Regions from separate parts of the Mus musculus genome. Here all the other regions are linked to region 1. Evidence: chromatin loops called from intact Hi-C (ENCODE). Cell type or tissue: heart. All regions are shown on one strand. Each heading gives the region's core, and the rest is flanking DNA. Links, peaks and the distances in the headings are about the cores only. Region 1 overlaps Kif5a (kinesin family member 5A). Region 2 holds the start of B4galnt1 (beta-1,4-N-acetyl-galactosaminyl transferase 1). Region 3 holds the start of Slc26a10 (solute carrier family 26, member 10). Region 4 holds the start of Os9 (amplified in osteosarcoma).

Region 1 (5,737 bases), core at 285-5,284:
AGGAAATAAGAGTTGCCACCAGTTAAGCTAAACCAGGAGCGGAGAGACATTCCATGTCCCTAATCAACTAAAGCTGCATAGAAGATTCTAGCTCTGTCCCTTTCCCATCATGCTCTCTGCTGTGCTGACCTGCCTGCCTTCTTCCCTCCCTCCCAGCTCCCAAGGCCTTGCACCTGAGTAGTTTCAAGTGTCCATCAATGTATAGACACTGCAAAATGATCCAATGGCCTTTTCACTGCGGAGTGGTTACCATCACACTCTGGCATAATTTTAACAGGGTAGGGGAAGACAGCCCAGGGGGTCCCTGGGGAAAGGCAGTGAGCACAAACGTTTGTGCAATCTCAGGACTTCCTTTCCTTCCTGCGAGGCTCTGTGTGTGTGGCTGCATGGGTCCCAGAGCCTGGCTTCTACAGAGCCTAGCTTCTACTTTGCCAGGCTCTCACCTGCCGCGCCCTTCTCAGCCTGTGTCCACCCTCTGTCATGTGCTCCTGCTGTCCTGCCTTGGCACGCTCACTCAGCCATCTCATCCCCATGGGGCCCTGGAGCTGTGGGTCGGGCATGGGCTGTGGCGTACAGTGGACGGACGGGAGTGTCCAGATGGATGGCGCGTGGACAGGGCCATAGCAGAGCTGCAGGTTTTGCCACTTAGAAGACAGGGAGATGCCGGGCATTGTGGCACACACCTTTAATCCCAGCGCTCGGGACAGCCAGGGATACACAGAGAAATCCTGTCTCGAAAAACCAAAAAAAAAAAAAAAAAAAAAAAAAAGGAAAAAAGAAAACAGGGAGATGGAAGAACCGGCTAGAGCCACACACTGCTAGAGCAAGGAGGTCCCTTGACAGGGCCTTGATTGTCCTTTATTCTCTCTTCTCCCAACCCCCACGCTCCTCTGGGTGACTATTTTGGGTCACCGGCTTTTCTTCTGGGCTCTCCCGTGCGGCTCACTCCGCAGCTGGTACGTGACAATGCAGATCTGCGTTGTGAGCTTCCTAAATTGGAAAAACGACTTCGGGCTACGGCTGAGAGAGTTAAGGCCCTGGAGGGTGCACTGAAGGAGGCCAAGGAGGGCGCTATGAAGGACAAGCGTAGATACCAGCAGGAGGTGGACCGCATCAAAGAAGCCGTGCGGTACAAGAGCTCCGGCAAGCGGGGCCATTCTGCCCAGATCGGTGAGTGGATGTCAGCTGGTGAGACCGCATCGCCACCTGAGGCAAACGCAGCCAGTCCCTAAGTGCCAGACCACTCAACGCTTGCTTTTAGTCCCCAGCCTTTCCACCAGAGGATGACGCTGTCAGTTTGTGGTTTGCTGGGGTTGACCTTGGGGCCAGGTAGACTCGGGTAACCGATGATAGCTTTCTCACGGTTGTTTCTTCTGTTCTGTAGCTAAGCCTGTGAGGCCTGGCCACTATCCTGCCTCCTCACCCACCAACCCCTACGGCACCCGGAGCCCCGAGTGTATCAGCTACACCAACAACCTCTTCCAGAACTACCAGAACCTGCACCTGCAGGCTGCGCCTAGCTCCACTTCAGATATGTAGTGAGTGACGTGGGTGTGGCCGCAGTTCCAGCCCAAGGCCATCTGGGCCCTCTGAAGGCATTAGGGTGGTGTCAGCTCTTGGTTCCTTTAAAAATGCATTTCCTGAGTCCCGTGGTTTCTAACCCTTTTCGCGGTCTTCTGGGTCGTGGTTAGGAGGTGGGTGCTTTCTCCTTGTCGCCATGATTGGTGGCCTCTGTTGCAGGCATAGAAAGGGTGAGTGACCGGGAGGAAGGTGGGCATAGTGGCTCTCAGAATGGTGGGCTGCATCTGTATTCTGCTCCTTCCAGCTTTGCCAGCAGCGGAGCCACATCTGTTGCCCCCTTGGCTTCCTACCAGAAGGCCAACATGGACAATGGTAAGTGATGAAGACGCAGGATTCCCAGGGAAGATGAGAGGTGTTTACAACAGACACGAACAGAACCTTCCTCTCACTGGAGGGTCAAACAAAACGATACTGTCAGGGAGAGCTCGTGGAACAGCCTGTGCCTAGTGTGGTTTCTGCCCTGCATCCCATTCCTGGTACAGCTGGGGAGGGAGGGGTTGTACCGGGGTTGGGTACGATTCATGTGGACCAGCTTTCTCCTAAGGGCTTGCTTAGGTCTCCAGCCAAACCCACTATTTTCTGGAGTGGTGAGGGTAGAGTGCCTCAGTTTACCAGTTCAGAGGCATGGGCTTCAGGATGGGAGGGGTTGTGAAGACTGTTCCTCACGCCAGCTTTTTTCTAACCCTGTGTTCTCATCCCTTCAGGAAATGCCACAGATATCAACGACAACAGGTACTCAGACTTGGGGTCTCTGGGCGGGACCCAAAAAAATCGAATAACACTTCTCTAAGAGGACTTCCCTGGAGCTCTGGGGAGGAGGGAAGAAATGAGGCAGGAGATCCAGGCACTCCCATGGGTACTTTCTCCGTACCTCAGGGAACGTTCCGACCTTGGGCAAGGCCTGAGGTTCCTTAGGAAGCCTGCATCCTTCCTGCCCTCACCCGCCCTTCAGTATCTCAGGCACGCTGTCAGAGTGCTGGCCGCAGTGGGGGCAGAGCTGTTGACAGGCTGTTTCTTCCTCCAGGAGTGACCTGCCGTGTGGCTATGAGGCTGAGGACCAGGCCAAGCTTTTCCCTCTCCACCAAGAGACAGCAGCCAGCTAACTCCCAACCCTGGCCACATATCTGCACTTTCAGGTAGCTGCAGGCCACTTCCCTCCCTAGCCCCAGCCTCCTCCTGTCTGGCCATGGCTGCTTCTCCTGTTCATGTGTATGTGTATATGTTTGTATGTGTCTGTATGTGTGTGTTGTGTGTGCATGAGTGTACCCACATCAGGAGGCCAAGGTTAGTAGGTGTGGGTGTCTTCATTTGTGTGTGTGTGTGTGTGCGCGCTCACATCCACAGGCCAGCCTTGGTGTGGGTGTCTTCCTCTCTCACTTTCCATCTTACTTTTTGAGGTCTCTCACAGAACCTGGAGCTTGCTGTTTTGGGGTAGACTGGCTGGTCAGTCACCTCCCCACCCTCCCTCTGTCCCACCCCACCCCCCATATCTGCCCATTTCTGTCCCCTGGGGTACTGGGGATCCAAACATAGTCCTCATGTCTGTTCAGTAAGCACTTAGTGACTGAGCCAAAATCTTCCAACTCCTGCTTGGCCCTGTATGGCTGCACGAGGCAGAGGCAGGGAGATCATGAGTTCAAAGGAGTCCTGGATTCATGAGACCCTGTATCAAAACCAAACAGAAACATTTGCTAAAAAGCCCAAATCTCATTCATAGCCAACCCTGACCTCCCATGGCCCCAAGCCTTCCCTTAGGTGCTGGTGGTAATCACAGTACTCATTTCTACCACTAGGGGTCACTGTCATACATTAAAATTTTTGTTAAAGGCAAGGGCTGCTGTCCATCGGTCTACTACCTTGTGCCTTTACCCTAAAATAGCCTTAAAATAGCCTTAGATACACAGAGATGTCTAAGCCACCTCGTGTAAAGGTGATGTCTGCACTACTCCTGGATTGACATATGCTGCCAAAGACTCTCGGTGTCTCTAGCTAGAAACAACAGTACGGTCAGTAAAAATGGAAACCAGCTGCCTCCCCATCCACTAACCCTCCAGCTTCAACACCTCCCCAATCACACCAAGTCCCCGATCACACCAGGACCTGGTGTCACCGGGCATATTCCATGTTTGTTTTAGACCCCAGATGGTCAGAGAGACCTATGTTATGGTACACTTTATAGCTCCTTTGCTGAATCAAGAGAAAATGTCCAGTCTTGCTGAGATGCACGAGGCCGCGTCCCTCCCAGGCTTTCCCCGGACAGTGGCTCAGGCAGAAAAGCAGGAGAGAAAGAGATGTGTTAAGGGGGAGAGGATGCTGGCAAGACTTGGGGTGGAGAAACATGGATTGGACTGGCTGGCAGTGGGGGGTGGGGCTGGCTTCGTGGTGTTCTATGTTGTCTGTTCCTACACAGAGGCCAGGCCGGGCTGGCTCCTCACACCCTCTTTCTCTTTCTTCCCCAGTTTCTAAGAGGGACTGAGGCCTCTTCTCTCAGCATGCTGCAAAACCTGTGGTCTCTGACACTAACTCCCTCCCCAGCCCGTGATGTTGGACTGTTTGATGTCTCCTCCTATTCCGTATCTCTTTGTACTCTGTATCTATCTATCAGAAGCTGCTGCTGTCTCTCCTCTCTGTCCTCCCCTCTAAGTATCTGATGATGTATTTAGCAGTTTTTAAGCATAGTCTCCCTTCCTCGTTGGGCGTTAGGGAGGAGGGAATATTTCTTCTTTCTTCCATAGACTCGTTTCTTACACCGAGTGATGTCAGTCACTGAGTAGAGGTCACAAAAGATAAAGGAAAAATGGGAGCGGGGAGGCTGCCCTTCTTCTCTCTCACAAACACACGTGTACACGCACACACGCATGCACACACAGTGTACATACAAAGCCTTAAGCAGAGGAATGTCTTAGCATCTACGAAAAGAGAGAAATAGACCCCTTCCCTCTTTACACAGAACACAGAGGAGGCCCCAGTGGAAGGTTGCGACACCGCTCTCTCCCTCACACATACGCATCCCTCACCGGAGTCAGCACACTGGAGGCGGTCTCCTCTGCCCTGTGAGGTCTGCCTTGTGCTCCCTTCCCTGGTTGGAGAGCATGGACTACTCAAGGGACTGTTTCCCTTTCTGGCCCAAGCCTCTTGTACTTTCCACTCCAGATATCACAACCAGAACTTAGAGTTGGTTTAAAACATCTTCTGAAAATTCGAGAAGGCGGACTGCTGAGAAACCGCTGCTCACCTGTCTGTGCCAATAGTTATACGCAGGTGGAGTCAGAATGGTTGGCTCCCTGGCTCTGGGGAGTGAGCAGGCTGAGGGACTACTGTGTGCTACTCTGTCACAGAACCCTCAGGTTGAAGCTCCAAGCTCGTTCTTTCTCCCATATTGGGCTGTGTGTGCTTCCCACTCCTGACTTTGGTTTGGGGCTTCCGGTTTGTTGGCATAATCGCCGTCTCTAGATGCCGTCCCTTCAGAATGGAATCTGGCCTGTTCCCAGTATACCTTCCTCCCCCAAACACAGTTCCTTCTGTAATCTCCATCTGGTCCCAAGTGCACTTTAAAGACAGGGGTGGGGGAGCAGGTTGGAGCATGGTGGCAGGCGGCCTCCCTGACACAGGAAAAAGCTCTGCTGTTGATCCCAGCACTGCAAAAGCAAAAAAGCAGAAGCTGGGTGTAGTGGCTCACACTTTCGAATGTTGCTCTCAGGAAGCCGAGGTAGGAAAATTGCTAAATTTGAGGCTATCCTGGACTACACAGTTAGATCCAGGAGAGCTTGTACTATGACGGGAGGAAATCCTATCTCAGAATGAAGGAAAGGGAAGAAGGAAGAGGAAGGAAGGAAGGAAGGAAAAGTAAGGAAAGGGAGGAAGGAAGGAAAGAAAGGAAGGAAGGGAGGAAAGGAAGGAAGTGGGGACAGGACAGTTTTTTTCCGAACTGGCAGGGGCTAAGAGCATGAAATTAATGCTTTCCCCACTGCCATCTCAGCTCAGGTCCCCTCCTGCCCAGCACTGAAGAGGACGGACGTTGCTTTAGTTCAGATGGTCCTGTCCTCCCATCTGCTAAGGTATTTTTCCAGACAGCTGCAGGGATGAAGGTCAGTACTCAGCCTAAGCCAAGAAAAACAGTTGAGTATCCAGATACCCAGTCCATCCCAGGATGGGA
Region 2 (5,737 bases), core at 1-5,000, 65 kb after region 1:
GGATATTTACTCATAAGCCTCCCAGGTATTCCTGCAATACCTGACGACCTTAGAGTCCCTCTGCCTCCATATCTCTTTGTCAGAGATCTCCACCTGCTAGCCTGTAGCTCCGCCACCCTCACGACCTGACTTAACCCCTGAGACCTTCCTTCTTTACCTGGCACCAGGATGCTCCTGAGGGGCTGAACCTCCACACCCTGCAGGGGGTACTGTAAGGGGGAGTTGGCGGGAGCTATCAGCAGCTGGTCAGCCAGGGACCGGCTCCTGTAGTGTAGAGGTGATAAAGGAGTCAGTAGGAGAGGAGCTCTTTCTTCCAACGGGGTCACTACGACACCACTGGCCTCCCTGGGAAGAGCTGGATCCTCCTCTCTCACTGGTACCTTGCAAGGAAGGCCTGGTATTCCTGCTCCCTGGCGACAGAAACAGCCCTCAGCTCCTCAGCGTCAAAGGCTTTAGTGAGGTCAACCGCCCGAACCTGTCTCAGAAAGGGCAAGGGAAGGCTTCCTCCCTTGGATTCACAACTGCAGTTGTTCTGAGCCAGCAGCCTAAAGGGAGGAGAAGCGGCTTCAGAGTCCAGGTAGGTACCTAAGCTCCATTTATCTCACAAAACGCACAGCGCTGCACACTTTGATCCCTCAACTCTGCCCACAGGTGAGAGACAGCTTATCCCTTAAATCTGTGCGTTACAGAGGTGCGAACTAGGGCCAATTACTAGGATGTCTACGTAGCCGCCATCCAGGAACCCTTCTGGAATCTCAAGTCTAAATCAAGACAGCAGGCAGTCTCCGGGTGCTCTTTTGCCTGTACATCCTCCCACACTCCAGTGGCGGCGACAAGGTTGAGGAGGATAGATTTGCCGCGCCCCTGTCTCCCCCCCAGTTCAAGCTTCGGTAGCCCTCTCCACCTCCCTGATAACTGCACCCAACCAGTCAGCAGTAAGCAGCGTCCGAGTCTAGCACTGGAGGAAACAAAAGCTCCCCGGCCACCCCCTCCAGCATGTTCTGCGCTGTCGCCGCCGCCACGCCGCGGTCCGCACTCACCCCACCACTTGCTCCTTGATCCTGACCGGGATGTGTGCGTAGCGAGGCTCAGGGGCAAGGTCTAGCAGATCGAGTCTCGGGGGACCTTGTGGGGGCGACCACAATGCCAGAGGGTTCGGGAGACTTGGCGCGTTTCGGGTGCTGGAGTACAGGAGACCCAGCGAGGCGCAGGCGAGCAGCAAGACTAGCGCATAGAGGGCCCGGCGGTCTAGCCGCATCCTGATATGGGGGAGGGTGAGAGGTGACCAGGCTCTCAGAGAACGTGAGGGCCGGGACTCTGGACCCCGCCGCCTCCGAGGCTCGCGCAGGTACCCAAGGCCAGCCATCTCCGCTCCGCACGGCGCGCACCCCTTCCCTCATGCTCACGCCAAAGGTCTCCCGGCCTCCTTTCTTCCGCCTCTCTCTCGCCTCTGGGCTTCCGCATACACCCAAGGCTTGCCGTGGTGACATGCAGTATCTTGGGTGCGCAGCCCTCGGGGACCCCACCCCCACCCCACGGGCAGCAGCCGGGCCAGGGTGCTGCGGAGGGGCGGCTGTACTGCACCTGGCGGGTCAGGGAAGGCACGGTGTCGCGCCCGCGCTCGCGGGTGCCCGGCCTCGGTGACCCTCGGGTGGCCTCGTTGAGCCACGGGCACGATGCGCGAGGCCAGGAGGACGCCGCTCCTGCCCACACCTCGGCCGCCGGGCGTGCCAGCGCACTGACCTGTCTAACGTTCTAAGGCCGCGGCAGGATCGCGGTCCGGGCAGTGCCCGGTTCTCCGCCCCGGCCGGGGGGTCCTCATGAGGCCGGCGACGGCCTGATGCGGGAGCTGGGCGGGAGGGAGCCCGACAGTGTCGGGGATCCGACTCCTCCCGCCTGCGGACTCCGGGGCTTTGTAGACCGCAGCGCGGGGGTGGTTCTGAACGTTTCCTGCCGGGGTGAACTGGATCGTAAATCCGCCGCGCCCCAGCCCCAGCGACAAAGCGGGGAAGCCCTGGCACCGCGTCGCGCTCCCAGGCAGCCGAGGGCTCAGGCCTCCGCCCGGCTCTCACACCGCAGCGCAGCGCCGCTCCCGGGCTGGCTGCGGCACAGGCTCGGGCTCTGAGCGGGGATGGCGAGCTCCGCGGCGCCGTCTGGCGGACGCGGAGAAGATTGCTTAGGCGATGAGCCCTCCCGGGAAGGTCCCCCCTTTTCACATCCCTTCGTCCCCAAACCGCGGTGTCTAAGATGCCAGTTCCCGGTCCCCGCCATTTCCCCACTCGTTCACAGTGTAGCCCCAGGAAGGGCGATTGGGTTCAGTATGCGGTCTAACCTCATTTCAAGGAACACTTGGATGGGGAAGATGAAATAAATAAAACCAGCCAGCCCTGGAGGTGAACACTGCCTCACGAGCAACAAAGACAGCGGCCTCTCTCTGACCTCTTGGCTCCGAATTCCAGCCATCAACCGAGGCAAGCCGTTACTCAATGGCCGGCCTACTTCCCCTAACTGCTTCTTGGTACAGACTTGAAGAGGAACCGCAGAAAGTGGCCAGATGGACAGTGAAGTAGGCCATAGGTGGCTTGATTCCCGACACTGACCAGAAACAAAGTCCTGTGGTTCTCAGAAGGATCAAAATTGAATAGAAAAATAGGTAAAACATAATGAAAAATGTGTCTGGGGGTTGGGGCTGTAGATAAGCAATATTGAATGAACTGTGTGTGTGTGTTGGGGAGAAGAGGGAAAACCCACCCTTAAACCAGAAGTTTCAGATCAAATGCTAAAAGTAGAATTACAAAACCTTTAAAATAAATCAAGGGCTTTTTTTCCTTTACAGTCGGAAGAGATCCCCTAAGCAAGAGGCGAAGGGAAATATTAGTAAACCTGTCTATATAAAACACTTACTGGAGAGATGGCTCAGCAGTTAAGAGCACTGGCTGGTCTTCCAAAGGACCTGGGTTCAATTCCCAGCACCCACATGGCAGCTTACAACAATAATTCCAGTTCCCGGGCGTCTGGATACCCCTTCACAGACCCACATGTAGATAGAATATTATTGTAAATAGGAATAAATTTATTTACAAAACACTTGATAGACATCGGGTGTAGAATGCAAAGTTAGGTTTTTATTACTGTGCCCAAGAACTCCGTGAATCAAAATGATCTTTGTAACCGGTCAACTCCCTGCCCGAGGACAGATACGCCACGATTCTCTGGAAGCTGTTACCCGTATCAGATAGCAAGCCACATGCGTTCACTTTTCTAGGGGATCACAGGGAGTTGAGAGGTAGGTAGGAGGAAGTATGTCAGGATGTATGCTTGCTTCCATCTGACCAAGGCATAGCCTGTGAGTTAGCCCTTTATAATCACCTGGCCATTGTAGCTGGTGGCCATTTTCTAGGAACCCTGGAGTGGACTGGCCAGAGTCCATCATCCTGGCTAGTATTAAAGCTTGCTTCAAATTTTGTTCAAAAATTGTGGCAGTCATCTTATTCTTGACTGGTAGAATCAAAACCGACGTGGCGCATGCCTTTCTTAACACCGTGGAGTCAGGAGCTGAGGAGTTAGCAGGTTTGGTCTGGTCTAAGTAAGTGAGACCCTGTCAGAAAGCCAACAGTTGGGTTGGGGGATATGGCTTAGTGGTTAAGAGCTTTTCTCCCTCTTCTAGAGGACCCAAGTTTGATTCGAAGCACCCATGTTGAGTGGCTCATAACTGCGCACTAGGAGACTTTGTGCCCTCTTCTGGTCTCCTCAGGCTCTCTCTCTCTCTCTCTCTCCCCCTCTCTCTCTCTTCTCTCTCTCTCTCTCTCACACACACAGCACACACATGCAGACACACGCACAAGTGTTGAAGATTAACCTCATTGAGAGAATGGTATTTTGAGATTTTTCATATATTGTTTCCCTACGCATGGAAATATCTTGTGAAGCACACACACACACACACATATGTTCTTCATACATGTGCGTACATGTGTCCGTGTGTTAGGATGTGGTGGTTTGGATGAAGAGGCTCCTCAATTGGCTGAGATATTTGAGCACCTGGTCTCCAGGTGATGTCACTGTTGGATGGAGAAGGCACCTTACAGGAGGAAGCGCGTCCTTATGGCTGGGCTCTGAGAGTTCAGAGCCTCAGCCCACTTCCTGTCCTCTCTCTAGTGGGTTTTGTCAGCTGAGGTGTGATCTCTCTCTCAGTCTCCTGCTCCTCCTGCCTTGCCTCCCCACCACAGTGAGCTCATCTCCATCTGAAATCACACGCTCTAACACAAGCGCTGGAGGGAGCAGGGCGGTTTGAGTTATGCCACCTACCTAACCAGTTTTCATTTTCCTCCTGCTGAGCATTCCGCTGAGCCTCAGCCTACTTCCTGTCCTCTCTCTAGTGGGTTTTGTCAGCTGAGGTGTGATCTCTCTCTCAGTCTCCTGCTCCTTCTGCCTTGCCTCCCCACCACAGTGAGCTCATCTCCATCTGAAACCACATGCTCTAACACAAGCGCTGGAGGGAGCAGGGCGGTTTGAGTTATGCCACCTACCTAACCAGTTTTCATTTTCCTCCTGCTGAGCATTCCGCTTACCATTTGATAACCACCGATGCTCCTACGATCCAGGGGCTCCTATTTCTTCTCTAAATGAGAAAACAGGGATTGCTTAGCTGAGGGGGCAAAATTAAGATTAAAACTCAACAGCGTCTATCCATGTAACCAGGGAATTATTCTGCTTCCAAGACACATGCACCACACAAGATGGCTATGAATCCCGTCTGACACAAAACCGTATGTTTAACTAAAACACAAATTTTGGATTTTTTTTCCCTTGTAATTCAATCTCATGGATCTGAAGTGTGAACTTTATGGAAAACAATGTAAAAAAAAAAAAAAGGTTGGACATATCTCTCAGTGATGAACCCCTCATCCATGAAAGATAACTAACAATATCAAAGAATAGAAATCTATATTTTTAATTTCACTATAAAAATGCTCTTAGCTGGGCATAGTGGTGTTTACATTCCCAGCTACTCAGGAGGATCAGGCAGGAGGATCACTTGAATCTGAGAGTTTAGAGAACTCCTGGGTAAATATATGTTTAAAAAATGCTCTTGAAGCTAGGCCGTAGTAGGGCATGCCTTTAATCCCAGCACTCAGGAGGCAGAGGCAGGTGGAGTTCTGAGTTAGAGGCCAGCCTGGTCTACAGAGTGAGTTCCAGGACAGCCAGGGCTACACAGAGAAACCCTGTCTTGGAAAACACTGCCCCCCCCCCCACCCCACCTCCACCCCCTGCCAAGTGATCTTGAGGGATGTAGAAAGATGGCTCAGGGGTTATGATCACTGGCTGATCTCCCAGAGGACCTGAGTTTGATTCCCAGCACCGACTTGGCCATTTATAAGAATCTCCAACCGGTAAAACTCAAGAAGAACGAAGACCAAAGAGTGGACACTTTGCCCCTTCTTAGAATTGGGAACAAAACACCCATGGAAGGAGTTACAGAGACAAAGTTTGGAGCTGAGACAAAAGGATGGCCCATCTAGAGACTGCCATATCCGGGGATCCATCCCATAATCAGCCTCCAAACGCTGACACCATTGCATACACTAGCAAGATTTTGCTGAAAGGACCCTGATATAGCTGTCTCTTGTGAGACTACGCCGGGGCCTAGCAAACACAGAAGTGGATGCTCACAGTCAGCTATTGGATGGATCACAGGGCCCCCAATGGAGGAGCTAGAGAAAGTACCCAAGGAGCT
Region 3 (5,737 bases), core at 473-5,472, 52 kb after region 1:
AAAATGCCTCCCAGTCCCTGAGAAGCGAAGCGATGAGGGTCACTGGAAGTGACTGTGGGTCTCTTATCTCCCTATGGTTCCTCAACATCCTCACAGCAGGCCCCCAGGTTCTTAGGCAGAGCTAAGAAAGGATATCTGAGGAAACGCCTAACACAGGGACTTTTTCCACCCAAGCCTGACCCAAGGAGGTACTCTAGAGAGTACTCCCTACAGGTCCGGATTGGACCCTGCTTTATAGAGGCGGGCTCAGAGCTGATGGAACAGAGGGTATTTAAGACCAGGAGATGCTGCAGGGGGCCAAGGACAAAATGAGTGGGCCACTTGCCTCTGGGACCTGCTCAGATCCGGAAGAGGTTTCTGACCTTAAGTCTCCGCTGAGCTCAAGGTTCAGAGAACCTCTCACCCACGCTCGGTTCCAGGAGCTCTTCGGGGGCGCAGAGCCGGAGCCGGAGCTGCCAGCGGAGCCCTGCCTACCCTGCTTGTGCAGGCTGCGGAGGAGGCGAGCCAGCGCCTGTTCTGGGCCGGGGGCGTGGCGCGTGCTGCTGGCACGGCTGCCCCCGCTGCGTTGGCTGCCCCAATACCGCTGGCGAGCCTGGCTGCTCGGAGATGCTGTGGCTGGAGTAACCGTGGGCGTTGTGCACGTGCCCCAGGGTAAGAGTCCCCAACTTCAGCCCGTTGGAATTCCAAGTTATGGGGGGCTTTCAGGGCAGGGCCCTGGGAAGCTGAGAGTCCAGCAGTGATGTGGAGGACTTGTGTCCCTGCATGGGGGAGGATCAGAGAGGAGGAGCTTGAGGTTCGGTTTGAGAGGACTAAGGGACTCCATCATAATTCCCCACCCCCATCCCTCCACATCTGTGCAATTCTGCGAGATATACTGGACTCTGTTCTGCCTCAGAGAATTGTAGAGAGGCACAAAACCTGCCACCCAGGACGTGGGCAAGGATCTGTGACCTTGTCAGCCTCACGACCTCCCACTGAGGCCCATTAATTAACCTTTCCGTTCCCTCCGGGGCCATGATTGATAGTATCTGGTGTCAACCCAAGAGTGTTGGGAAGGGCAGTATCTGGAGGTTGTGCACCCCACCATCCCCACCCTCATCCCATCCCCACCCCACCCCACCCCGATTCCTTCTACTTTTCTACCAGGCATGGCTTTTGCCCTCCTGACCTCGGTGCCCCCGGTGTTCGGACTCTACACGTCTTTCTTTCCTGTTCTCATCTACAGTTTACTGGGCACTGGGAGACACCTGTCCACTGGTGAGTGGCCACACTGCTCATGACTTTGCTTCTCTTTGGGATGAAAATAGACAGGGACTTGAGGCATACCCTCATCCCTTGAGATAGGGTCTCATTTTATAGTCTTAGCTGGTCTGAAGCTCCCCACAGACCAGGTGGTCTTAAACTCAGAGATCCTGCCTCTGCCACTTGCGTGCTGGGATTAAAAGCAGGGGTCAAACACACCTTAGCAAGGCTGCTACTTGGAAGCTTTGGGGCTGTATTCCCCTCTGCCCCCTTCCCTCTCCTACTTGCCACCTCTCTTGGGATCCACAACCCATTTCCACCCCCTTTGCACAGAACTCTGTCGCCTCCCTAGGCTTGTTGGAGTGGGTATAGAGGCGACAGTTTACAAGGATCTCCTTGTCCCCTGTGACATTTGGTTAAAAGAAACAACTTGAAGGGACCATGACCTTGAAGGGAAAGAGGTGCACAGTGGCTCACGGTCCAGTGAGAGCGTGAGGAAGGGGCACTTTTTTTTTTTTTTTTTTTTTTTTTTTTTTTTTTTTGCCAGTGGGTACACTCTTTTCTCCTTGCCCACTGGTTCCATGGGTGCGCTCTTCCGCATCGGTTCCTGGCTGCTGCACCAGCTCGTGATCCTAAGGTCTTCTAAGAGAGCGGATGGGACGCATGTGAGACTCCAGAACTGTGCGAGTCACGGCTGCTGCTCTGCCCCAGGCTGCACGAATGCTAATCTCTGCATTTGGCCCATGACTGCAGGAACTTTCGCAGTACTCAGTCTAATGACCGGTTCTGTAGTCGAGAGGGTGGTGCCCGAACCCCTCGCGGGGAACCTCAGTGGAATCGAAAGGGAGCAACTGGAAGCTCGGAGAGTTGGGGCGGCAGCCGCTGTGGCCTTCGGGAGTGGGGCGCTAATGGTAAGCGAGGACTCGACCCGGGTGAGGACCTTAGATGAATCCACCGAAAAGGACCAACACAATTGTGCCAGAGGATAGAGGGGAGGATAAAAACACCATTGAACTTGGCTTCCAGTCCGGAGTGGCAGATATATCGTGGGGAAGCTGGTGCACTGTGCGGGCTGGTCTGTTGGAGGTTTCGCACCACGCCCCGACCCCACCTGTCGCCGCCTTCTCTACAGCTGGGGATGTTCGTGCTGCAGCTTGGTGTCCTGTCCACCTTTCTATCGGAGCCTGTGATCAAGGCGCTGACCAGCGGGGCCGCGCTGCACGTGCTGGTGTCCCAGCTGCCAAGCCTCTTGGGATTGTCTCTCCCACGCCAGATCGGCTGCTTTTCTCTCTTCAAGGTGGGGGTGGGGAAAGAGGTTTCTAGATGTCACGGGAAAGGGTGGCTCGATAGGGACGGTGGGTGAAGGGGTTAAGATAGGCAACAAGGAATGAATGCAAGGAACTATGGCGCTGCGTGAGAGCGCTGGGGACGTAGAAGCCTTGATGGCCTCTGGAAAGAGAGTTTTGCCCCGGCCTAGTGGGTTGGTATTGAGTCTCTCGGGGTCAGTTAACGCTGGTACCCGGCCTTTGCACACTGTCCCTGCCCGCAGACGCTGGCCGCGGTGCTCAGCGCCCTGTCCCAGAGCAGTCCTGCAGAAGTGACCATCTCGGCGCTCAGCCTGGTGTTGCTAGTGCCAGTCAAGGAACTAAACGTGCGATTCCGGGACAGGCTACTTACTCCAATCCCAGGAGAAGTTGTCATGGTGAGGGCGGCTCTAGATCCCTGGACCCCGCTGTATCCGGATCCTCCCCATCCAGTGAGATCTAGAGGCTGTCGCCCCCTTGTGGAAATCTCAGGAGTCACAAGCGAGAGATCACGGTGACGCGTACTTTTCCAAGCATCTTTCCAGAGCAGTTGAGCCATCCGAACTCCCCCGCTACACATACACACACCTGAACTGTTCCACTACCGGAGTCGAGCGTCAGGCCTCTCTTTGCTCCTCTCCTTCCTTCCCACTGCACTTTTTCTCTCCTCGGGGACCCTCACTGTAATTCCTTTCACTGCCCGCCCAGATAACTCCTCCAGTGTAAATGAATGCCACAGCTTTCCACAGGCAACTCACATGTGCTCTCCGCTTAGAATGGCTCACTTGGCTCAAGTGTGTCTTTTGTGTCCATCAATCCCAAAGGACCTCCTCTTAGATCCTTTGTCCCTCTCTCCGGGCAAACACGGACTCTTCCTTCAGTGTAGGTGAGTTAGTCTGTGGCCTCATCAGCTGCTACACTCTAGAGAGGCCCCCACACTCGCAAAGGGATTCTCTTTCATGTTAAACCTCTTTCTTCTAAACCGGGCAGTGGTGGCACACGCACTTGTGAGGCAGGCGGATTTCTGAGTTCGAGGCCAGTCTACAAAGTGAGTTCCAGGACAGCCTGTCTCAAAAACAAAACAAAACAAACAAACAAACAAAAACCCAACACAAACACACACACAAAAACAAACAAAACGAAACAAAAGGTGTGATCGTTTTCAGGTGCTTCTGGCTACGGTGCTCTGCTTCACCTCTTCCCTGGACACAAGATACAATGTCCAGGTAGTGGGACCATTGCCTGGAGGGTAAGAGAAAGACTTCGCCCACCTCTCCCAAGATACCCCTCCCCTGCCCCGCCCCTTCCTGTTTCCTGTCTCCTCTGTTCCCTGTAGCACCGGCGGCGGACCCACCCTTATCCTGGCTTTCTCCTTCCCTAGATTTCCCCAACCCCTCCTCCCCACCCTGGATGAGCTGCCCAGGATACTGGCCGACTCCCTGCCTATCTCGTTGGTGACTTTTGCTGTGTCCACCTCTCTGGCCTCCATCTATGCAGACAAGTACAGCTACACTATTGAGCCCAATCAGGTGTGACTTAATTGTGAATGTCATCCCTTTTCAGAGTTAAGCCCCTTAGCCTCACTCCTCCCCACCCCACCCCACCCCGTGCCTACGTCTTCCCCATCTTCATCCTGCTGTGTCCTTCTAGGAACTCCTGGCCCACGGTGTCTCCAACCTCATTTCTTCTCTCTTCTCTTGCTTTCCCAACTCGGCCACACTGGCTACAACCAGCTTATTAGTGGATGCTGGTGGGAATACACAGGTAAGGGTATCCTTGAGAGGATGAGGAGAAAGGATGGGACATTCAACAGGGGTGGCAGGAGAGAGTGGGGAACAGGTGGATAACCCAGGATTTAGCATCTACATATTCCAGGATGGTAATGGGATTATGAAGAGGAGGGTTAGACAATAACGGAACTCCATGAGGACCTCTGTTGGCCGTAAGCAAAAGCTACAATGCCTCAGACCTGATTAAAAATAAAAACAGTAACATCAAGGTGTTGTATTACATACCCAGAGTTCTGGAACTAGGAAGGCTGACAGAGCAGAGGATTGTCTGGGGCTCAAGGCAGGCTGGGGCACATAGTGACTGTGGAAAGGGGACTGCCACCATTCTGTGGAGATGGCTCAGTGGTTAAAGCAGAAGCATTAGCACAGGGGTTCAAGCCTCCAGGTCCATGGGTATGGTGACCTGTCTAGAAGGCAGGGATGGGGGCAGGAACCCAAGAGCTTTGGGTTCAGCTGAGAGATCCTGCCTCGATGAATAAGGTGATGGGGGAGGAGGCCCAGTGTGGAATTCTACAAGAACTGGGACACAGGTATGTTGTCCCTGCACACACTTGTGCTTCTACGCACATTCAAACACACACACACATACCTATAAATGTAGGAGATAAAATAATTCTGATGGTTCTCATAAGGATCTCAAAAACAAAACAAAACAAATCAAAACAAAATAAAACCAAAACCTTCGGGTTGGAGAGATGGCTCAGCAGTTAAGAGCACTGGCCACTTTTCCAGAGGTCCTGAGTTCAATTCCCAGCAACCACATGGTGGCTCACAACCATCTGTAATGGGATCTGATGCCCTCTTTGTTTGTTTATTTGTTTGTTTCGAGACAGGGTTTCTCTGTGTAGCTCTGGATGTCCTGGAACTCACTCTGTAGACCAGGCTGGCTTTGAACTCAGAAATCCACCTGCCTCTGCCTCCCAAGTGTTGGGATAAAAGGTGTACACCACCATTTCCCTGCCAGATGCCCTCTTCTGGTGTGTCTGAAGACAGCGACAGTGTAGTCATGTACATAAAATAAATAAACCTTTTAAAAACCCAAAAACCAAAACAACCAAACCACAACAGTAAACAAAAAGAAAGAATGGTTACATACCACTCCTACCTTTATATGTTTTGTTTTCCCTGCTATATCCTACACAGATGGCTAGCCTGCTTCTCAAAGCATCAGTACCAAAAGACCTTTGCAGATGGCGATGGGCTATAAGAATGGGGAGGTTGAACTGTGCACATCTGGGAGGGACTGGCAAGTGATAGACATTTAGCTGGGGGGAGGGGTTAAGTGTGATTGGCAGAACATCAAGAACGGGGTGAGAAGGGCATTTTCTGTGTTGATGGAGTTTTGGGAGGAAGGAGACTTTTCTGGGGGAGGAGGGAGAGTTTTGAAGAAGATGAGACAGG
Region 4 (5,737 bases), core at 512-5,511, 110 kb after region 1:
TAAAGGAGAAAAAGGGGAAGTTGGCAAGTCCTGATGGGACATGTTCGGAGAGTCAAATGGGGAATTTACTGAACCTTAATGTTTGATCATTGAACGTTGGTGATCAGCCTCAGGAACGGGTCAGATAAGAAAGTGGCCAGATAAGGAGTCTAGTGGTATAGCCCAGGAGGGAAGAGGGGAGGGGCAGGACCAACCAGTACCAGGTTTGGGCCTGTTAGAGTTCTTCATAGGAATGGCTCAGCAGTTAGCCTAGAGCCGTGCTCTGTTCCCAGCGCACACATCAGATGGCGGGCAGCCACCTGTAATTCCAGTTCCAGGATATCTGAGGCTCCTGTGAGCACATACCCACACACATACACACAGTTAAAAATACTAAAGTACATTTCTAAACAGAGGTAAAAACATCTTTGAAAAATAAGAAGACAAAACAGGCACAAAAATACCGTAGAGTTAGCCTCTTAAACTGATAGTTACTTAACCGGGTTTCTGCTTTCTCTGTTCTGTTTGCTGCCCTTTTCTTTGTTTGTTTACTGGCACAGAATCTCACGTATCCTAGGCTAGCCTGGAACTCTCACAGAGCTCAGGATGACTTTAAATTCTGATCCCCCTGCCTCTGACTGGAGAGTAGAGGATTACAGGCTTGTACCATAATACCCAATGTGCTTGGGTGTGGGATATTTTATAGTTTAGATTTTTTTTTTTTTTTTTTTTTTTTTTGGTGTTTCAAGACAGGGTTTCTCTGTGTAGCCCTGGCTGTCCTGGAACTCACTCTGTAGACCAGGTTGGCCTCGAACTCAGAAATCCACCTGCCTCTGCCTCCTGAGTGCTGGGATTAAAGGCGTGCGCCACCACGCCTGGCTTAGTTTAGAAATTTTTGAAGAAGAATCTATGATTATCGAAAAGTTTCAGAATATTAACGAGGCTTAATTGCAAAGGTCACAGTGGTTTTCCCAAGGGGAGCTGGAAACTACAGGTGTCCTCTGTGTTCTGAAGTGGTGTCGCCCCCTGTGAATACCACACGTAAGCTTTTTTAACTGTCATCTTATTGCCTGGGAACTGATAAGGCTCTTGTTGCCCTGACTTGTCATCTCTGCAGGGCAGCTTGGTTCTTTCCTCTAGGAGCTTTGAAAATTGTTCATTTGTTGGGCTTTGTTTGTTTGTTCGGTTTTAGTTTTGTTTGTTTGTGGTTTGTTTTGTTGTGGGGTTTTTCTTTGTTTTGCTTTTCAGGACAGGGTCTCCCTGTGTAGCCCTGGCTGTCCACAAACTCACTATATATACCAGCCTACCCTCCAACATGGAGATCTGCCTGTCTCTGCTGGGATTAAAGGCCTGTGCCACTACTGCTGGCTTCACCCTGGAGAGATGGCTCAGTGGTTAAAAGTGCTGCCTCTTGAGTTGAACTCCCAGCAACCACTTGGTGGCTCACAGCCATCTATCGGTCCTGGGATCTGATGCCCTCTCCTGGCACAAAGGTGTACATTCAGATAAAAAAAATATCTGCATAAAACAAATAAGTCTTTTTAAAAAATTGTTGTGACCAATGTGCAATTCTTCTTTGAGACAAGGGCTTGATATGTATTCCTGGCTAACCTGGAACTTGATGGGTTGACCAGGCTGGATTTCAAGTTGCAACCGTTTTCCTGCAGCCTCCTGGGTACTGAGATTACAAGCAGGTTACCCTGCCCATCATGAAACACTTATTCATCGTGTCTGTGTATCTGTGTTCATGTCCATGTGCATGTATGTGCATGTATGCCTGTGCTGGTACCTTTTGGGGCCAGAGGTTAGCATTTGCTCTTGTTCCTCTAGCCAGCTTCGGTGGGGTTTTGTTTTGGTCAGGGTCTCACTGCCTAGCATCACCTAGTAGATGGAGGAGGTTGGCTGGCCGGAGGGCCCAGGCATGCTGTCTCTACCTCCCCAGTGCTAGCATTGCAAGCATGAGTGTTGCCGGTGACCTGCTGGGATTACCCAGCTTCTGGGGATCGACACAGGCCCTATCTAGGATAACTTTACTGACTGGGCTATCTCTCCAGCCCTGGAGCTCCTTTTAAATATCTTTTTTTTTTCTTTTTGTTTGTTTGTTTTTGAGACAGGGTCTATGAATCCAAGGCTTGCTCCTCCAACTGATAGATGTGCCTGCCTCTGCCATCTGAGCACTAAAATGAACTTCCTGGCACTATGCCTGCCTGTATTCTTCTTCCTGAGACAGGGTTTCTCTGTGTAGCCCTGGCTGTCCTGGAACTTGTTGTATAGACCGGGCTGGCCTCGAACTCACAGAACATCCACCTGCTGCTGCTTTTGTTGTGCCAAGAGTAAAGGTGTGCACCACCACACCTGGAGTAAATTTTTTAGAGGTTTATTTATTTATATGAGTACACCATTGCTCTCTTCAGACACACCAGAAGAGGGCATCAGATCCTGTTATAGATGGTTGTGAGCCACCATGCAGTTGGTTGCTGGGAATTGAACTCAGGACCTCTGGAAGAGCAGTCAGTGTTCTTAACCACTGAGCCATCTCTCCAGCCCCTCTGTTGAGTTTTTATTTTCTTCCATTATAGTTTAGCTTTCTAAGAACTCCTTTTGTTTATTTGAATGGTAGTTGCACACACACACACACACACACACACACACATAATTTTTTCTTTTAAAGGTCTGGGGAGATGGCTCAGTGATTCTGGCTGCTCTTCCAGAGGTCCTGAGTTTAATTCCCAGCAACCACATGGTGGCTCACAACCATGTATAACCATCTATAATTGGATCTGATGCCCTCTTCTGTTATACATGCAAATAGAGCACTCATATGTATAAAATAAATAAATATTTAAAAAAAATAGCTTGGGGGTGCTGCTGGAGAGATGGCTAGGAGGTTAAGAGCACTGGCTGCTCCTCCAGAGGTCTTGAGTTCAAATCCCAGCAACCACATGGTGGCTTATAAATATCGATAATGAGATCTGATGCCTTCTTCTGGTGCATCTGAAGACGGCTACAGTGTACTTACATATAATAAATGAATAAATCTTCTTAAAATATATATACTTTTGGGGCTGGAGAGATAGCTCATCAGTTAAGGGTACACACTGCTCTTCCAGGGAAGCTGGGTTTGGCTCCCCAGCACTGAGGTTTGGCTTTTCAGTTTACTGTGACTCCAGCTCTAAGGAATTCAGCGCCCTCTTCTGGCTTCCTTGGGCACAACACATACATGCAAATTAATAAACAATAAGAAAAACACAGCATTCTAATTACAGTGCTTGAGGGTGGAGCAGGATAATGACTTCTAGGTCTCCTGAGCTAAGTGCCACCCTGCCTGAAATGGGGATGTATTTCAGTGTTGCACATTCGCCAGGTATGGCTCCACATAGAGCCCTGGATTTGACTCACTGAAGGTTTCAGCCGTGCAGTGCGCTCTTTTCAGACGCACTGGATTATTCCACCGAGGACACTTAAGCCATTTTCCTGCTTGGCAATCTGTTTGCTCTAATTTGCTTTTTTTTTTTTTTTAATTTGAATAAGAGGGGTGTGCTCGTGTACGTCCATACGTGAGTGTTTGTGACATATCGAGGCCAGAGATCGGCACGGGCGTCTCCCTCTATTGCTCCCTACCTTTGTTTTTGAGACAGGGTTTTTGGTTGACGCTGGAGCATGCCAATTTGCCAATTTGGCTAGACTGGCTGGCCAAGAAGCCCCCAGGATCTGCCTATTCTGTTTGTCTTAGGGTTGTTATTGCTGTGATAAAACACCAGGATCAAAAGCAAGTTAAGGAAGGACATTTATTTGGCTTATGCTTCCACGCCACTGTTCATCACTGAAGGAAGTCAGACAGGGGAGGAACCTGGAGGCAGTAGCTGATGCAGAGACCATGCTGGGTTGCTGCTTACTGGCTTGCTCAGCCTGCTTTCTTATAGAATCCTGGCCCATCCGCCCAGGGATGGCTCCACCCACCATGGGCTGGGCTACATTCACTAATCAAGAAAATGTCCTATGGGCTGGACTACAGCCTGATCTTGTGGAGGCATTTTCTCAGCGGAGCACCTTTCTCTCAGATGACTCTAGCTTGTGTCACACTGACATAAAACTGCCCTGATGAGTTGAAATGACAGATTGTCGGCTGAGCTAGATTTTTCTATGAACTCAGGCCTACACCAAAACACTTTTCCATCTACCCCTGCCTCTTCCACCCCAGGCATCTCTCTAGCCTCCAATTTGCTTTTTCCTTTCTGACTTGCTTGTTTTGGTTTCTTTCTTGTGTATTAAGGATTTCCCTTAGATAGATAACTGTGCTTGGCTTTCCGAGTTTTTAACTGTGAGGTCTTATGAAGATCTGATCGAAAAGTCTGTGTGCAGGCACATAACCCAAGGTGTTAAAAGCAGGATATGTGTCTGTGTATCTTTTAGATTTTCCCCTGGCGTGGTGAGCTTCCCCGCAGAAATTTTCCAATGGTATATAATGTCTCTCGTTTGCCGTTGTCTAGGAATTGATATTCTCAGGGTTGCTAATTCAGTTACCGTCTGTTTCCAGCTTCATTTCCCTTTTGTTTTTACAGGTTTTCCCTTACAGTCTGGACAAACAGACACTTTACCCACATACCCAAGACCCAGCCCAACTTTAACCAGAAGGCCCTTATTTTTAGTTCTTCCTTCTCCTCTCCCCTGCCTTCCTCCTCCTTGTCTCCTCCTCCTCCTCCTCCTCCTCCTCCTCAAAGATTGCTATTCATAAGCTGGGCTGGCTCCTACTGTTCATCTTTTTGCCTCAGCTTATAATTATAGGCATCTACCTCCACTGTTGGCTCCATTATTATTTCTTCTTCTTTTGAGACAGAGTCTTATGTATTCCAGGCTTGAACCCAACTCTATGTAGCCAAGGATGACTGCTTGGATTCCAGGTGTGTACACCAACTGTGATGCAGCTTGAACCCTGCTAAGCCAGTGTCTGTGTGTATTTGAGAGTGTGACTCAAATATCGAAGGCTGGTCTCAAACTCACAATATGGAAGAGGATGACCTTGAATTATTGAGCCTCCTGCCTCTGTGTCATGAGTGTCGGGATTACAGGCATGCACTACCACACTCTCCTTCTTAAAATAATTTTATTGGAGGGCAAATTCAGGTTTTGACACAGATTATTTGGTTGTTGGTAATATATTATCATATATGTGTATATAAAAATATGTACATGTATATTTGTGTGTATATAAATGTAAATATGTACATAATTATATATGTACATACATAAATATCTGTGCGATATATGTATATTTTTATGAAGAAGCATGCTTCTGTATAGTATATTTTGAAAAGATATTAAGTAACTTCCAAAAATATCCCCCGCACTCACCATCCGCTTCAATATTCTGCCCGATGGAGATGCCATACATTGCAAGAAATATATGAAAAATAGTAAGAAGGTTTATTTCCGACAGCTGGGGATGAGACAACAGGCAAAAGAACACAGCCACATACCACACCTCAGGATTAAGGAGCGAGGAGGGGAGGGGCCCAATCTCGCCGATGATTGGTTGTTGCTCTTGGCCAATCAGAAACAGCTATTGATTTTTACTAACAATGCGACCCGCCTCCCTGGAGGCTTTGACGCCACGTTTACAAATGAGGATGCGTTACGTAAGAGAGAGCTCCCGGACAGCCAATGAAAGCTTGGGGCGCTAATGGGCGGGTGAGGCCGCTGCCAGGTTTGGGGCGGAAGGGACATCTCTAGCAGAGACGGAGCGGAAGATGGCGGCGGA

What was found. Hi-C counts contacts between places; a loop is a spot of excess contacts. Peaks named below come from ENCODE experiments on the same cell type or tissue, not always from the same donor. Only the 100,000 strongest peaks of a DNase experiment are listed, where the experiment ranks them.
Region 2: it touches region 1 in a loop (6-fold over the local background); 25 of 42 quality-filtered maps call a loop at or near these places.
Region 3: it touches region 1 in a loop (4-fold over the local background); 30 of 42 quality-filtered maps call a loop at or near these places.
Region 4: it touches region 1 in a loop (4-fold over the local background); 14 of 42 quality-filtered maps call a loop at or near these places.

What each region holds. Positions count from the first base shown.
Region 1 is chr10:127,226,725-127,232,461 of GRCm38, reverse strand. It overlaps Kif5a (kinesin family member 5A), which reads left to right. Exons shown (of 29, transcript NM_001039000.4): 24 at 954-1,170; 25 at 1,385-1,538; 26 at 1,826-1,893; 27 at 2,286-2,313; 28 at 2,606-2,717; 29 at 4,041-5,737. The coding sequence ends at 2,684. Among named protein-coding and RNA genes, the nearest start is that of Pip4k2c, 18 kb to the right of the region's middle. In heart, for the core only: a CTCF peak has its summit at 3,364 (motif pointing right); a DNase peak (open chromatin) is centred at 1,395; H3K4me3 peaks cover 422 bases; H3K27ac peaks cover 280 bases; H3K27me3 peaks cover 3,004 bases.
Region 2 is chr10:127,161,526-127,167,262 of GRCm38, reverse strand. It overlaps B4galnt1 (beta-1,4-N-acetyl-galactosaminyl transferase 1), which reads right to left and starts at 2,107. Exons shown (of 11, transcript NM_008080.5): 1 at 1,744-2,107; 2 at 1,041-1,259; 3 at 381-545; 4 at 158-264. The coding sequence starts at 1,258. It overlaps Gm51819 (a long non-coding RNA gene), which reads right to left. Exons shown (of 3, transcript XR_003949045.1): 2 at 4,572-4,621; 3 at 3,580-3,598. In heart, for the core only: no CTCF peak of the experiment used is centred there; DNase peaks (open chromatin) are centred at 172, 1,182, 1,302 and 2,062; H3K4me3 peaks cover 2,489 bases; H3K27ac peaks cover 1,528 bases; H3K27me3 peaks cover 4,273 bases.
Region 3 is chr10:127,175,145-127,180,881 of GRCm38, reverse strand. Slc26a10 (solute carrier family 26, member 10) reads left to right here and starts at 300. Exons shown (of 18, transcript NM_177615.4): 1 at 300-651; 2 at 1,147-1,257; 3 at 1,996-2,153; 4 at 2,375-2,539; 5 at 2,792-2,944; 6 at 3,713-3,795; 7 at 3,928-4,075; 8 at 4,197-4,310. The coding sequence starts at 309. In heart, for the core only: a CTCF peak has its summit at 3,028 (motif pointing left); DNase peaks (open chromatin) are centred at 2,331 and 2,971; H3K4me3 peaks cover 3,656 bases; H3K27ac peaks cover 299 bases; H3K27me3 peaks cover 4,146 bases.
Region 4 is chr10:127,121,108-127,126,844 of GRCm38, reverse strand. It overlaps Os9 (amplified in osteosarcoma), which reads left to right and starts at 5,685. Exons shown (of 15, transcript NM_001171026.1): 1 at 5,685-5,737. The coding sequence starts at 5,727. In heart, for the core only: CTCF peaks have their summits at 1,425 (motif pointing left) and 3,174 (motif pointing left); a DNase peak (open chromatin) is centred at 3,174; H3K4me3 peaks cover 1,330 bases.